Regions from separate parts of the Homo sapiens genome. Here region 1 is linked to region 2. Evidence: read pairs that join two places in POLR2A ChIA-PET (ENCODE). Cell type or tissue: MCF 10A. All regions are shown on one strand.

Region 1 (8,000 bases), 56 kb after region 2:
AATACTCAACATTGGAATCGGGTTTGATGACAAAAAATGAAACCTGGCAGGTGACAGGTGACAAAGTAAGTAAGCCCAGGGACCATGAGGGTAGGTCTGCTGACCAGTATGAGTACCTGGCTGCAGTGCTCACTAGACACTGTGAAAGGCTCCTGGTGCTGTCGTGCACCCTGGTATGAGGCTGCCTTTGATTACTTCCCCAAGACGGGCACCCTCAATTCCACTCAGCACCTGAGACCCAGGCCCACACCTGGGTGGAGGCATCATGACTGCATTTGGCTAATGTAGAGAAAGTGACTGTGCTCCAGGGTGTCTCTGCTTCTACCTTTGATCCTGCAGACGTCTGTGTCAACTAACAGTGGTGAAAAATGGGCCCAAGAAAGAGACCGCATACGTGAGCAGTAAGAGAAGAGAAGGCACAATTCTCAGGGCTCACTTAGGTCCTTGCCTGTAAACAAAATGGCCCCAGAGCTTAGGGATGACAGAAAGGACACAGCCAGAGTACTTGGGCATTTACACAAAAGAAATTCTTGATAACTACTTATAAATACATTATAATGTATACATCTTGCCATTAGCTTTGTTAGCAGATGATAATGAAAAGTTCCTGGGAATTAGATCCCCTTTCCAACTCAGCACAACCCCTACTCCACCCCAATAATTTATCCTTCCTTCCTTCATTCAACCCTGCCTCACCACGCACACGTCTAGGTGACAACAGACTCTTTGATGTTCCAAGAGGTACCCCTCCTCCAAACACACACACACACACACACACACACACACACACACACACACACACACCCCCTATGCTTTCTTTTAGGTCACCACCTCATAAAATAATAAAATTATGACCACACTCCCCTTCAGAAGGTCAGCACTGTGTGCTATTTATTCATTTAATTTATATAGGTGTACTGCATTTTGTGGTGTCTGTACTTTTTTTTTTTTTTTTTAATAGATATGGAGCCTCACCATGTTCCCCAGGCTGGTCTCGAACTCCTGGATTCAGGCAATCCTCCTGCCTCAGCCCCCGGGAGTGCTGGGATTATAGGTGTGAGCCGCCACATCTGGCCAGTGTCTCTATTTTTGTTTCACTTAGGATTTTAATTAAAATGAAGGCAATCTTTGGAAAGTGGCAACAAATAAAACGATCTTGTTATTCTATACATGAGTTTTAAATCTTGTTTTGTTTTTATGGAAAAAGATAAGGAAGGAGAAAGCTTATTTTTTAAATTTAAAAATATGTCTTTGCATTTTCGCTTATTTAAGAAGCATTCATTAGGCACCTATTCAATACAACGCCCTGGGAAGAGGATATTGGCCCATTCAAGCAGACATGGACTCTGCTCCATTAATTTACTCTCTGAAGATGAAAATTATTTTCGACGATTTGTAATCTACTAGAATTTAAGCCTTGTACATATCTATATCTTAACAAGAAAAGTCCTGTGTAATTTAAAACATGCTTAGAGAGTTAAGTGCATATGTCTATAGGGTTCTGAGAATACTTATAAGATGTTCCTACATTATCACCTGAAAGCAATTTAACAGCACTTGCATTTGAAAAAGAAAACCACACTACAATTTCTATAAAACAAAAATTAAAGGTCCCTATTCTCTTAATGCCTATTTTGCAATACAGAGAAACTCAAATTAAGAAATGGTCATAAAACAAAAAACAATTTTAAAAAACTTCATCATGGGATACCATTAACTAGAGAGTGAAAATCTCTCAAAGAAACATTCAGAGAACCATAAAATATTTAATGCTGATTAATTTCCAGATAAGAAACCGAGTCCCAATGCAGTGATAAGTGATTTGCTCAAGGTCACATATTTAGTCCGTGGATGATGGAGAAATGGCCCTCTAACGCAGGACTGGTGGGTCTCCAACCACTTTCTCTCCTCTCAGAGGCACTTGGAAGAAGAAAAGCTTCACTATAAAGCAGCGTTACCCAACCCACACAGAGATATCAACTACTCCACAGGGATCAGGTGCATCTATCAATTCTAGCTAAACTCCACAAATAGCATACGTTACTGCTTTCCCCCACAAAACTGCCCTTGGTCCAAAGTTTGAGAAGTTGATCTCTTGATAACTTTGAGTTTAAGGGAAAAAACCCATCTTTCTTGAAATGATATGCCATATTCACATAAACTTTAGTCATCACCTTCCTGACCATTACCTGTTTGTTATTTTCCAAACATTCACTAATGAATAACAACCTGCACAAACTAAGAAAGAGGTAAGACATCCCTCCTCAGGTATCGGATAAAAAAATCTTTAGGATGTGTTCAGGCTTCTTAAATAACCAAATTCAGTGTTTTCAGGCAAATTGCTTGTAAGTACTATCTGGCCTGATATCCAGAAGTAAAAGGGTATTCACCCATGTGTTATTTGGGGAAGAAACAGAAATAGCCTGGATTCCTAATAATAGATGAATGGTCAAATATAAATGACAGAATATTAAGCAATGCTGAAAATTGTGTTTTTCAAGAAATTTAATGCCAAAGGAAATGGTCAACATACAATATTTATTTAAAATGCATTATGTCCTTAAATAAATGTGTTGCAGAAAAAAAAAATCTAGAAAAAAATCTCACAAAAAGTGAGTGGTGGTTACTATGTTAGTCATCTTTTTGTTTTTATTTTCAAATCACCTAAAATCAGCATACTTTTGTGATAGAAATATTATTTTGTCCAGGCACGGTAGCTCACGCCTGTAATCCCAGCACTTTGGGAGCCTGAGGTGGATCACCTGAGGTCAGGAGTTTGAGACCAGCCTGGCCAACAGGGTGAAACCCTGTCTTTACTAAAAACACAAAAATTAGCCTGGTGTGGTGTCATGTGCCTGTAATCCCAGCTACTCGGGAGGCTGAGGCAGGAAAATCACTTGAACCCAGGAGGTGGAGATTGCAGTGAGCCAAGAACACGCCACTGCACTCCAGCCTGGGCAACAGAGCCAGACTTCATCTCAAAAAAAACAAAAAGAAAGAAAAGAAATGTTATTTATTTATTTATTTATTTATTTTTTATTTATTTTTCTTTTGTATTGAAACAGTGTCTCACTCAATTGCCCAGGCTGGAATGCACTGGCATGATCACAGCTCACTACAGCCTCGAACTCCTGGCTTAAGTGACCCGCCCACCTTAGCCTCCTGAGTAGCTAGGACTACAGGTATGCACCGCCTGGGTAATTTTTAAACATTTTTTTATAGTGATGGGGGTTTCCCTATGTTGCCCAGCTTGGTCTCAAATGCCTTGTCTCAAGCAATCCTCCTGCCTAGGCCTCCCAAAGCACTGGGATTATAAGTGTGAGCCACAAAAATATTATTTTTAAAATCTAACTTCTTTTAAAGATCATTCGTGTTCATTACAAGGCCAGGTACCAAGAGCTGAAGAACAGGGTAGGTGCCACAATTCTCTAAAACAGTAACACACATGCCTGCTTCCTCACTCTGAAAATCAGAAATGGACCCTATCTCCCAATGCCATGTCATCACCAATGAAGTCACAGAATCTTCCTTAAACCCACCAAAAAAGTAAACCAAAGTACACAGAGGTTCCATGATTTCTTTATGATGATAGAGAAACAGGTTTCAGAACCAGGACTGAGGTACAAACTTAGCATCGATGGATTTAGGAGAACAGGGGAAGGCACCTATGAGAATGGACAGGGTCATTGGTGAGGGCCTGGCGCATGTCCACCCCGAGTTTCTATGGAAGTCGGGCAGGTGGTAAGAACAGCTAGTGTGAGGATGGCAAGCACACGTTCAGTTTCTATGACATTCTGGCAACATATTCAGGCAGTAGAGAGAAACGTAGCCATCACCTGCAGAGAGGCAACAGCCAAAGCAAAGAAGATGTAGGCAAGAGAAGACCCCAAGCCAGAGCACTGACAGATGACCACATCTAACCACACCAAAAAGAAAAAGGGACTTAGCTAAAAACAAAGACAAAAAGCCAGGGATGACTAGTCAGACGAGGAAGAGAGCTGGGATGTTCCCACACACAGTCCAATTCCACACAAACACAGGCCGAAAGTAAAACTCCCAGTGGGAAATACCCTGGATGAGACTTTTCATGTTTTTTTGGTTTTGTTTTTCTTTTTTTGTAGAGATGGGGTCTCGTTTGGTGGCCAAGGATGGTCTCAATGCCTGGCTTCAAGCAATCCTCCCACCTCGGCCACCCAAAGTGTTGGGATTACAGGTGTGAGCCACTGTGCCAAGACTTTTCATATTCAATCATCACCGTGGTATTCCCTCCATCAAGAGAGCTCAGAAGATGACATCTCATAAGGAGGTTCCTTGTCTTGGCTAGAGGTCAACAAGGAGTACCTGGAAATACAGAGACAGCAGCAGCACATTCCTCCTTCAGCTGTGCCAGGTACTGGGCTCCACCCTCTGTACAGAAGAGGGAACAAAACTAACATGATCTCTGCCCTCAAGGCACTCCCTATACAGCAGGGGACAGTAGGTGAAATGAGCATAACATGGTAGGTAGGTAAGGTAAGGGCGGGTTCTGAAGTTACAAACACTACCTGGCATGAAACACAAGAAGTGGAGAGGTTTTCCTAACTAATCCCTGCTTCTCCAATTCCTCTGACAAGCCTGCACTTGCCATGGCCCCCAAAAACCAGCCAGGCATGGTGGCTCCTGTCTGCAATTTCATAGCTTTGGGAAGGAAAGGCAGGAGGATTGCTTGAGGCCAGGAGTTCGAGGCTGCAGTAAGCTATAATTAATGCCACTGCACTCCAGCCTGGGTGACAGAGCAAGACTGTCTCTAAAGAAAAAAAAAAGGCCAGGTGCAGTGGCTCATGCCTGTAATCCCAGCACTGTGGGAGGCCGAGGTGGGTGGATCACGAGGTCAGGAGATCGAGACCATCCTGGCTAACACAGTGAAACCCCGTCTCTACTAAAAATACAAAAAAATTAGCCGGGCGTGCGCCTGTAGTCCCAGCTACTCAGGAGACTGAGGCAGGTGAATGGCGTGAACCCAGGAGGCAGAGCTTGCAGTGAGCTGAGATCGCACCACTGCAATCTAGCCTGGGCAACAGAGCGAGACTCTGTCTCAAAAAAAAAAAAAAAAAAAAAAAAAAGAGACCAGGCATGGTGGCTAACACCTGTAATCCCAGCACTTTGGGAGGCCAAGGCAGGTGGATCACTTGAGGCCAGGAGCGTGAGACAGCCGAGGCAACATGGTGAAACCTTGTCTCTACAAAACATTTTAAAACTAGCTGGGCATGGTGGCATGCACCTGCAGTCCCAGCTACTCGGGAGGCTGAGACAGAAGGATCACTTGAGGCCAAGAGGTCAAGGCTGCAGTGAGCTGTGATTGCCACCACTGCACTCCAGCCTGGGCAACAGAGCAAGATTAAGGTAAGGTAAGGTAAGGTAAAAGGAAAGGAAAGGTAAGGAAGAAAGGAGGAAAGGGGAGGGGAGGGAAGGGGAGAGGAGAGGAGGGGAGGGGGGAAGGGGAAGGGGAGGGGGAAGGGGAAGAGGAAGGGGAAGGGGAAGGGGAGGAAGGAAGGAAAGGCCCACAGCCTGCTGATACTGCCGACCAGCTGACCACTGTCTCATGTGCCTAGGCATCTGGGCTCTTGTGAATTGAGCATTTTCCCAGTGGAAAAATGGTCATGTGTGTGTTCCCAACCTGTCTGTTCACGCCTGTTTTGCTTATTAATGTAATTATATCAATGTGTTTATTATTTCATCAATAGTATTAAAAGTATTCTTTTTAAAAAAATTTTTAGTCCATTTACATTGCTATAAAAAAAGTGTTACATCTGCATAAACTAACTTTAATATCTTGAAACAAGGATTAAAAGGCCAATTCAATTTAGATAAAACAATTGTAATATATTTGAAAAATTGTTTAAACAAAAAGAGGATTATGCACTACAACAAATCTAGTGTCTATGTCCTGCAGTGCTCGTAAAGGTAAAGCATTTAGCACAACGCTGGCAAGTGGTAAGCACTCAGTAGATGTGAGTCATTATTATAATTATTGGTTATCTTTACATAAGCAAATAAAGATTGATGAAAGCTATGAAGGCAGGAAAAAGGCAACGGAAGTGGGGGATGCCACAGATGGGGTGGTCAAGGAAGGCTTGTCATGGACAGCACACTTCTGTTGAGAACCAAAGAACAGAAAAGAAGCTGGGCACAGCAGTATGCACCTGTAGTCCCAGCCTACTCAGAAGGCTGAGGCAGGAGGACTGCTGGAGCCCAGGAGTTCGAGGCCAGCCTAGGCAACATATCAAGACCCAGTCTCGAGAAATAATAAAAACTTTAAAAACAAAACAAAAAAAGAAAAGGAAGAGGGGTAGCGAGGGAGCGGCATGATCCAAGGTCATGGGAGTTTGGTGTATTCGAGGGTCTGGAAGCACTGGTGGGGCTGCTATAGGGTAAGGAGAGGGTGGAACGAGGCTGGCTGGATAGAGCCAAGAGCCAGGTCACAGAGTCTCCGAAGACCCCGCATTTTATCCAAAGGGCAATGGGAAACAAAGGAGCGGCATGACCCAGTTGGATTTCAAAAAAAGACAAGCCAGGCTGCTGGGTCCAAAGAGTACAGCAGAGAAGCAAGAGTGGAAGCTGGGAGAGCAGTTACAGCTGTCCAGGGATGAGATGGCAGTAGCTTCATCAAGGGTGGCAGCAGCCAGGTCAGAGAACGGGTCTGGGATATATCTGGAGGAAGAATTAACAGGGCCAGTGGATGGCCAGGAGGATACAGAAATGGGGTAAACCACGTTGTATTTATTAAGACAAATGTGTGTGGAGGGGGAACAATCCACTTTCCGCAATGGATGAGTTAATAATCTCAGTATGTGGGTACATGAGGCTGAGGGAGGAAGGGAAGGTCAGGGTGGGCATACATTTGGCAGTCACCAACATGTGGCTGGTATTACAGCCTTGGGAGAGAGGATATAGACAGAAGCAGGCTGGGCACGCCAACATTTAGAGGAGTACATCACAGTCACCTGAGGATCAATTAGAATGACTATGCCTGACGGTGGGGCCTGGGGAGGATATATAGTCAGGCCTCTGTATCCACCACGGATCAAAAATATTCAGGGGGAAAAAAACAATATAAAATAACAATACAAAATTTTAGGCTGGACATGGTGGCTCACTCCTATAATCCTAGCACTTTGTGAGGCTGAGGTGGGAGGAATGCTTGAGCCAAGGAGTTTGAGACCAGCCTGGGCAACATGGTGAAAACCCTGTCTCTACAAAAAAATATGAAAGTTAGCGAGGCATGGTGGCATGTGCCTGTAGTCCCAACTACTGGGGGGCTGAGGTGGGAGGATGGCTTGAGTCTGGGAGGTTGAGAATGCAGTGAGCCAAGATGGCACCAAGGCACTCACTCCATCCCGGGTGACAGGAGAAGACTGACTCAAAAAAAAAAAATACACCAAACAAAAAAAAAAAAACAAAAAACATAGCATTTACAAGTAATACAAGTAATCTAGACTTAGAGTATATGGAAAGATGTGTACAGGTTAAATGCAAATACTATGCCATTTCATATCAGGGACTTGAGCATCCATGGATTTTGGTATCTGCAGGGGACTGGTTCCAGGGCTGGTTTTTTCCTTTTTCTTTTTTTGAGGCAGAGTCTCGCTCTGTTGCCCAGGCTGGAGTGCAGTGGCACGATCTTGGCTCACTGCAACGTCCACCTCCTAGGCTCAAGCAATCCTACCACCTCAGCCTCCTGAGTAGCTGGGACTACAAGGTGCATACCATCACACCCAGCTTTTTTTTTTTTTTTTTTTAATTTTTTGTAGAGATGGGGTTTCATCATGTTGCCCAGGCTGGTCTCGAACTTCTGGGCTCATATGATCTGCCTGCCTTGGCCTCCTAAAGTGATGGGATTACAGGCGTGAGCCACCACGCCTGGCCAAGGATTGTATTTTTTTTTTAAATTTTATTTATTTTTATTTGTTTGTTGTTCATTTTTGAGATGGAGTCTCACTCTGTCACCCAGGCTGGAGTGC
Region 2 (8,000 bases):
AACCCAGGTAAGGAGCCTGCAAAGCTACACAGGCCAGCGTGTGAGCCAAGTGTGGTTAGCGCTAGATCAGGGAACTTGGGGGACTGAATATTCTTTGCTGCTTTTACTGAGATTCCTGGAATCACTGGATCACCCATCTGTGCCCTAGAAAGCTGACTATGTTATATGTCTTTCTTTTTGTTTCCCTCAGATTTCAGTGAAGCTTCTTGAGGCGGAGAGGGGGTGGTGGCTATTCTAGCCTGACTTCCTGACTTTGATGCATGGGAGCAAAGAAGAAAAGAAATCACGATTTAGGGAAGGTGGGCCAGACAACAAGGAGTGGGGGATGGGGATAGTATCTGCTGGGGGTCAGCAATGGGGGCTGAAGGGAAAGAGCTCCAAGGAAAAGGCCAATTTCAGAAGGGACAGAATCTCACGAGCATTTACGCAGCCATCCGCTCCTATCTCACTTGGGGGAGTTTCTCTCAAAAGCTCTTCTCTCCTCAGAGAGCATTTAGCATTTCATCAAACCATGGAAATAGAGCTGGAATACACAGGAGTTCTTGAGTTTGCTCTTTAGGCCATCTGTCTATCTGTCCAACTATCCGTCTAAACGTAATGTCTATTAAATGTCTACAATGCATCATGTCAGTGCTCAGGAAGTTTTGGATTGTGAAGCATTCTGGATTAGAGATGCTCAACCTGTATGAGTCAGATCTTCCAAATACCTCAGGTTCCCACTAAAGCAAGTTCCTACTAAATTTATCTTTTAATGGCAGGAGTAGAAAAGACCACAGATTTAGAGGAACAGAAAATAACCAATTTGTCTTATGTAGTTAAGAAACCACCAGTCAGATTCAAGTGTCCTTGATTCAGACTCAGATCTGAACTGTACAACGAGAAGCGAACTGTGAACACCCAACTCCAGTGGCCAGAATGTCAGACACTGTGCTCCTGTCACCAGAACCCCTCCTGTCCTCTGGCTGGGAAGAAAGCACAGCTCACCATGGGAAACAGGCCCAGTGAGTGGTAGCGCCGAGACGTGGTATTGGGCATGGTTTTGTTCCGGAGGTTCTTCAGCTCCTCCTGCGCCTCATGCAGCATCTCCATGCACTCTGCGTACTTGTCCTCCAGCTCACGCAGCTGCAGGCAGGAAAGACACAGAGGGTCAGGATCTCCTGAGCACCCAGGTGTACACACATCTGCCCATCCGAAGGCCAGAAAGACACAGCAATCTAAGAGTCCCCAGCACGTGTGGAACCAGCTGCCCTGTGCGCCTGTGGCCAAATAACAGAATTTTCAAAGGCTTGCTTTTTCTTTGACTTGAGGCAAGCTTACAGACTCAGAAATCTTCTAAAATACCAACAATGGGCAAATGAAACAAAACCAACTTCATGCAAAAGAAAAATCAGGCTAGGAATGATGGCTTACAGCTGTAATCTCAGCACTTTGGGAGGGCAAGGCAGGCAGTTTGCTTGGGCACAGAAGCTGAGACCAGCCTGGGCGACATGGGAAAACCTCATCTTTCAAAAAAAAAAAAGCAAAAATTAGGTGGGTGTGGTAGCCCACACCTGTAGTCCCAGATACTCAGGAGGATCACCTGAGCCTGGAGAGGTCGAGGCTGCGGTGAGCCATGCTCATGCCACTGTACTCCAGCCTGGGTGACAGAATGAGACCCCATCTCAAAAAGAGAAAAAGAGAGAAAGAAAAAGAAAATCGTCACACCCATGTTTCAAGCCACACCTGTGAGATTCCTCTCCCAGAGTGCTCTGTGTTGTATTGTTTCATTTCTTTGAACATTTTTTGGACACCTGCACGTGCCAGGCTCAGCTGGTGTAGAGCCCTGCCACACAGGTGCCCATAACCAGTAACAGTGTCAGTGGGCACAGAACCAAGGTGCAACTGGGTTTACTCTCCCACGAATAAAAATGAAATGAAATTCAAAATAAAAACAGTAGTTGCGATGGACGTGACTAAAGCTGTCCGGGAAGGCTAATCCACCTTGGCTGCAATCAGAGGCACTGAAGGAATGAGGGAGAGGTGCTCACCTCGGCTGTGAGCTGCCGCTGGGCATCCTTAGCAGCCCCCAGATGCTGGACAAGTTCTTCATTTTCCACTGCGCACTAAAGCATGGCAAAGATAGATCACTTCCTAAGATACTTGGTAAAAGTCCAACTTTTTCCCTCTTATTAACCTAATCTGTAATGAACTCATCACTTTCTACAAGGACATGCTCATCTTATACTCAAATTCTGCTTTTTATATTATTTTGAAGGTAAAGTCTTTCCTATATCCACATTCATTCTCTATAGCCCACCGCCCCACCCCCATCTTCCAAAGCTCTCTGGAAGCATTTTACCCCACACTAATAGCAAAGTCCATTTTGCTGCCTCTTCTTAAATCTGAAGAGGATACTGCTCTACTGCAGCACATATCTAGTGCACTGTGTAAAAACAAATACTAGACTAGATGATCCATAAGTTAAACTGCAAAAGTCCATATTTACAACATCTTTTTAATGAATTCAATATAATTTTAGGAGATAAGAGGTCACAAATAAGACTCGTCACCAATTCAGGTAATCAGTTTTATACTACTGAGTCCACTAAGCTTTTTCTGCAAAGCGGCAACACGAACTGCTAAGATATGAAACTAAAGAGCACTGTCTTCTGGAGTAAATGTCCCTTCCCCGTCTCAGCATGGCCATTGTTGTATCAGCCAGATAAACAGAGAAGCCTTACAGCTTTTGCCTTTTTCTGCAAATCAACTATTTGCGATAGCAGGTGTGTGATCTCCTCTTGCTGGCGGGCAGCATCTTCCGTCTTCTTGGCCAGTTCCTCTGAGATACTAGCAATCTGGACATTGGCATCCCCTTTGACAAAGAAGCAACAATCAGGAGAGGAAGTCAGAAAACCACACATGCAGACCCAGAGAGAATGGTTTCTTTGTGGTTTGCACAAGAAAAACCATCCTTACTAAAAGACAGGGTAGAGTGGGGAGGGTGCAGGAAGGAACTCATAATGACCATTTTCCCACATGGAGAAGCAAAGCAGCTTCTTCAGGGCTCAATCAGTTATGAAAAAGAATCTCACCCCATTAGATAGCACTCCTGAGCTCAGTGTAGGGTCCCAAGCCCACCAACCAAGGCTGTCTCCCCAGAACAAATCAGGAAGGCTCCAGTGGTCAGATAGAAAGTGACAAACAAAACATGAGTGCATCTAGCCACATCCTCACATTCCACACAAGAGAACCCATGTGACTAAACAGGAATCCCCTGCTGCACCCAGTTCTAAAAAGGAACTACTGACTGCACAGTGCAATTTCCTTGGAGTTTTCAACCCATATTCAGAGTCATAACTCACTTGACTAGATTTGAACATGAGGTGTGTTTCATCATTATTTTGCTGAAATGCAAAATACTTAGTACTTTGACGAAATGCAAAATAGTACTTTGACGAAATGCAAAATACTTAGTACTTTGACGAAATGCAAAATACTTAGTACTTTGACGAAATGCAAAATACTTAGTACTTTGACGAAATGCAATATACTTAGTATTTTGACCTTTGGTCTTAACTTGTAAACTTAAAATGAAGAGGAGGAGAGAAATATTTATTTGCAAAGGTGAGAACCCTGGCTTCAGCTTCCACAAATCAAATTACTGGTAGTAAGCTGTTCTGCCACATTTTCAACACAGTTTTCTGTAGCTGGGCCTAACTTAGGCATTAAAAAATTCCAATATTCTGGCCAGGGGTGGTGGCTCACGCCTGTAATCCCAGCACTTTGGGAGGCCAAGGCAGGTGGATCACCTGAGGTCAGGAGTTCAAGACCAGCCTGGCCAACATGGTGAAACCTTGCCTCTACAAAAATACAAAAAAATAGCCAGGCATGATGGTGGGTGCCTGTAATCCTAGCTACTTGAGAGGCTAAGCTGGCAGAATCACTTGAACCCGGGAGGCAGAGGTTGCAGTGAGCCGAGATCGCAACTACTGTACTCTAGCCTGGGTGACAGAGTGAGACTCTGTCTCAAAAAAAAAAAAAAAAAAAAAAATTCCAATATTCCAGTATAAAGCCAAAATTAAATTTAAATATCCACCTCAGTGATAAACTGAGATAATACATAGCTGGCAACTTAGCACTAAATAATAGAGAGGGGGTGCCACACAAGGTTGGGGAGGCCTCTAGTTTTAAGAAAAATGCTGCTGAGCCGTAGGCTGGCAGGAGACTGCACTTTAGCAAGGCTGACGCAAATCTGTCTAATCATGACAGCAGATGCAAGGAAGTAAGAAGACAGCAGTGCGGGGACATACTCAGCTCCTTCACGCAGTCATTGACCAGCTGCTGCTCCTTCTCCTCATAGGTGATGGTCTCTGTCTTCAGCTGGCTGGCCTGTAGACAAGACCCAGGTCAGAGGCCCCACATTCTCACCTGGCCTGGTGGTGCAGGCAAGGGCTGAGGCATAAAGCAAAGGCTAACTGGGGTCTGGGAAGCTGCCCTTAGCATTCCCCCACCTGTCACCCATCGTACCCTCAAATACAGAAAGTCCATCTGAATTCCCAGCTTAATAATGGATGTGCACTCAAAGCTGAAAACCTGAAAAACGCATACCACTAGAGGGCGCCACACACAGCTACGGGCACAGGTGCTCTACAGCTTGCTCTGTTAAAAACACCACGAACACCACCATCCTATCATTGTATCTGTTATTTGTGGCTGTCCTGGCTCATAAATATGGATGCTCTGTGACCCGCACAGTGCCTAGGACACTACCCACAGCAGGCATCCTAAGGATAACCACACAGGAATGGCTAACACTTACTATGTGCCAGGCACTGAACATATGAGGTCCCAAGTTGGAGTTAAACCTGCTGTGTTCAAGCTTAGTAAGAACAAGGTCCAACACAAAAGCATTAAAATGCAGAGGCACAAGAGCCACCCCAGGACTCTGGACAACTTGCCCTGGCTGAAAAGGGTGGGATGATAGAGATCTGAAGGCCCAAAGAAGAAGCCCCGAGACCAGGCGCAGTGGCTCACACCTATAATCCCAGCACTTTGGGAGGCCGAGATGGGAGGGCTGCTTGAGCCAAGATCACGCCACTGTACTCCAGCGTGGGTGACAGAGCAAGACTCCCATGGAGGGAGGGAGGGAGGAAGGGAGAGAGGGAGGGAGGGAGGAGAGAAAGAGGGAGAGAAAGAGGCAAAGCAAGCAAGCAAGCAAGAGCCCCAGTTAGACAGAAGTGTCTCTGAGCCCTCAGTCCTGGCCCCAGAAAATCATTACACTTCAGAAAATGGATGTGGGGTAGCAGGAATCTGTAGCTGGGATCAGATTCCCTCAGCTAGCTTTGGGTGAGTTGCTGGGCGCCCGGGGCTGGAGCATTTACCTGGGGCAGGTGCTGGAAGAGGTAGCACTGAACTCAGAATAGGGAGCACAGGGCTGTTGCCTTGCCCAGCAACTGGCTGGCAGAGGAAACCTAGGCAGACTTCTTGGTCAATCTGGGTTTACATGACCCATCAGTGAACAAGGTGCTGGAAGAGGTGAGGTCTAACAGAACAAGATGTGCAGAAGAGCATCTTGTTCAGACGGGACATGAAGATCTTACCAAGGTGTGGGCAAGTTCAAGTTGACAGATGGTCTGCACTATTAAGGGGCTCTCAAGAACCCAGGGCCAGCCTAGGTGGGCACACAGCTCCAACCTGACACACAGGGGCCTGATAAACAGGGCCGTACTGTACCACACCATACCTCGGCTAGAGAACAGAAACTCACCACTAATTAAGACAAACAGTACTAAATTTGCACCTATCGGTGTTTCTAGAGAGGGGCAGTGGGTGAAGGTGAAAAACAAGGGGCTTAGAGTCACAGACTTGCAAATCCTAGCTTTGTCATTTACTCACTCAAATGACCTCGGGTTATCAAAACACCTAGCAGCCTGGGGCCCACCGTTCCAATGAGAATCAAAGTAACGAGCTTTCAGCCCTGCTGTGAACTCTAAAAAAAAAATGTGGGCAAAATGCCTGGCACACTGCCTTGCCAATAAAACAAACTCAAAAGCATGAGTCCCCAAGTTGCCTCAGCTCAACCTTTTTGAGTTAATTGTTTAAGAAATATATGACTCTGCCAGGCACGGTGGCTCACGCCTGTAACCCCAGCACTTTGGGAGGCCGAGGCAGGTGGATCACCTGAGGTCAGGAGTTCAAGACCAGCCTGACCAGTATGGTGAAACCTCGTCTCTACTAAAAATACAAAAATTAGCTGGGCATGGTGGCATGCGTCTGTAGTCCCAGCTACTCAGGAGGCTAAGACAGGAGAATAGCTTGAACCTGGGAGGCGAAGGTTGCAGAGCCAAGATCGCACCACTGCACTCCAGCCTGGGTGACATAGCGAGACTCCATCTCAAAAAAAAAGAAAAAAAGAAAAAGAAATATGGCTCTCTCTGAGCACCCATGGACTACTTCCTTGAGCATCTGATCTGTGGCAGCATGAAAACAAGGCTGGGTTTCTCCACAGGTGCTGTGGTCAGAGCTGGAGAACACCATGGGAGACCTCACTGCAGGAGTGACTGTGAAGGAGGGGCCCTCCAACTCTTCCCAGTCCACACACCATGTCATTCACCAGGTTTGCCTGCCCCAGCCAGGGAGGCATGTGTTGGGCTGGAAGGCAGTGCCCAGAGCATAGAGGAGGCACATCTGCCGAGCGCCTGGTACAGCTCTTCACAGACTGCCAGCTTTGAGGAGGGCACTTAACCATGGTTGTCCTTGCCAGATAAGGCGAATGGGGCCACCACCCTTCTAGCAGGGGCAAGAGAAGGGAGGGCACATCACCTCGGATCGAAGTACAACATTCTCCTCTTCAAGGTCTTTCAGCTTCTTTTGAAGAGAATCCAAATGAAAGTAATTCTGGACTGAGGAGGACGACTCATTCCTCTTCAACCTGGGGGAGAAAGTACGCTCACAACCTAGGGAGACGCATTTCCTCCCACCACCTGGCAAACCATGTGGAGACACAAAGAAGGGCTTGCAGGAAGGACAATGACCCACCAGACGGCTCTCCCAACCCCAGGAAGACAGCGCCCCCAGTGCACAGGCTCACCACCAATTCTGAACCCACATCTCAACCCTTTATCCACAACTTGCCACATCACCTTAGAATTCAGGGGACCAACTCTGTTTAAAGCCTACACAATTCCAGGATGTCTGGGAGTTTATTTAATACTCACAATGCATTTGTAAGTACTCTGTATGTTTTAACTCAATTAATGCTTATAACTCTGTGACCTAAGTTCTACTGTTATCTCCATTTTACAAATGACAAAACAAGTACAGAGGTTAAGTAACCTAGCCAACAGCATGCAGCTAGTAAGTCCCAGAGCCAAGATCTGCAACCAGCCCACTGGGCTCTGGAGTTCATGCTCCCAACATGAGGATCTGCTGACTCTCAGAGAAGACACCACGCCTTCTGTCCCAAGGACCTGCCACAGCACCTCTGGCTCCAGAACCCTGAATACTCTCCAACAGCAGAGCCTAACCCATTATCCATTAATGTGCCAGGGCAAATCAATCTAAATTGACAAATAAGCAATAAGACCCAGGAAAAGGAAAACTAAAAACCTGTCCATCCATATCCCGCTAAAATAGTAAAATCAATCTGTTTGAGGCACTTGGAGGTGTTTGGTCCAGAGAAGGCTGAGAGCAGCTGACCTCCATTGCTGCTGAAGGTGACCCTGTCTAGGTGACTCCAAGGACATCAACAGCGGCCAGCCTGTGCTCTGGCCTCCAGAAATACAGCCCTCTGGTGACTTACGGGGTTGAGCAAACGGACTCGGGCTCACTCTCCTCCGCAGCGCTGGTGTAGAACTGAAGCAGCTCATCCTTCATGGACAGCTCATGCCGGAGCTGAGACACCTGCACAAGCAGAGCAGGCCCATCATTTGCTTCCCAAAAGGTGATACTGTCCCCCCCGACTCACATTCCAACACTTAACACTTAGGGACAATATTTTTCTGAAAATTCACCATTGAAAG

What was found. ChIA-PET counts read pairs that join two places held together with the same protein. Peaks named below come from ENCODE experiments on the same cell type or tissue, not always from the same donor. Only the 100,000 strongest peaks of a DNase experiment are listed, where the experiment ranks them.
Region 1: POLR2A ChIA-PET joins it to region 2 with 12 read pairs; 6 of 35 experiments call an interaction of 5 or more read pairs at or near these places.

Annotation. Positions count from the first base shown.
Region 1 is chr3:42,131,681-42,139,680 of GRCh38, reverse strand. The region is part of intron 2 of TRAK1 (trafficking kinesin protein 1); the gene reads right to left. Among named protein-coding and RNA genes, the nearest start is that of TRAK1, 44 kb to the right of the region's middle. RefSeq lists a silencer at 4,747-4,908. In MCF 10A, no CTCF peak of the experiment used is centred here; a DNase peak (open chromatin) is centred at 4,450.
Region 2 is chr3:42,187,926-42,195,925 of GRCh38, reverse strand. TRAK1 (trafficking kinesin protein 1) reads right to left here. Exons shown (of 16, transcript NM_001042646.3): 5 at 7,781-7,881; 6 at 6,802-6,910; 7 at 4,290-4,368; 8 at 2,721-2,851; 9 at 2,028-2,102; 10 at 985-1,122. Among named protein-coding and RNA genes, the nearest start is that of CCK, 74 kb to the left of the region's middle. RefSeq lists enhancers at 904-1,063, 4,803-5,303 and a silencer at 5,815-6,109. In MCF 10A, a CTCF peak has its summit at 4,602 (motif pointing right); a DNase peak (open chromatin) is centred at 4,595.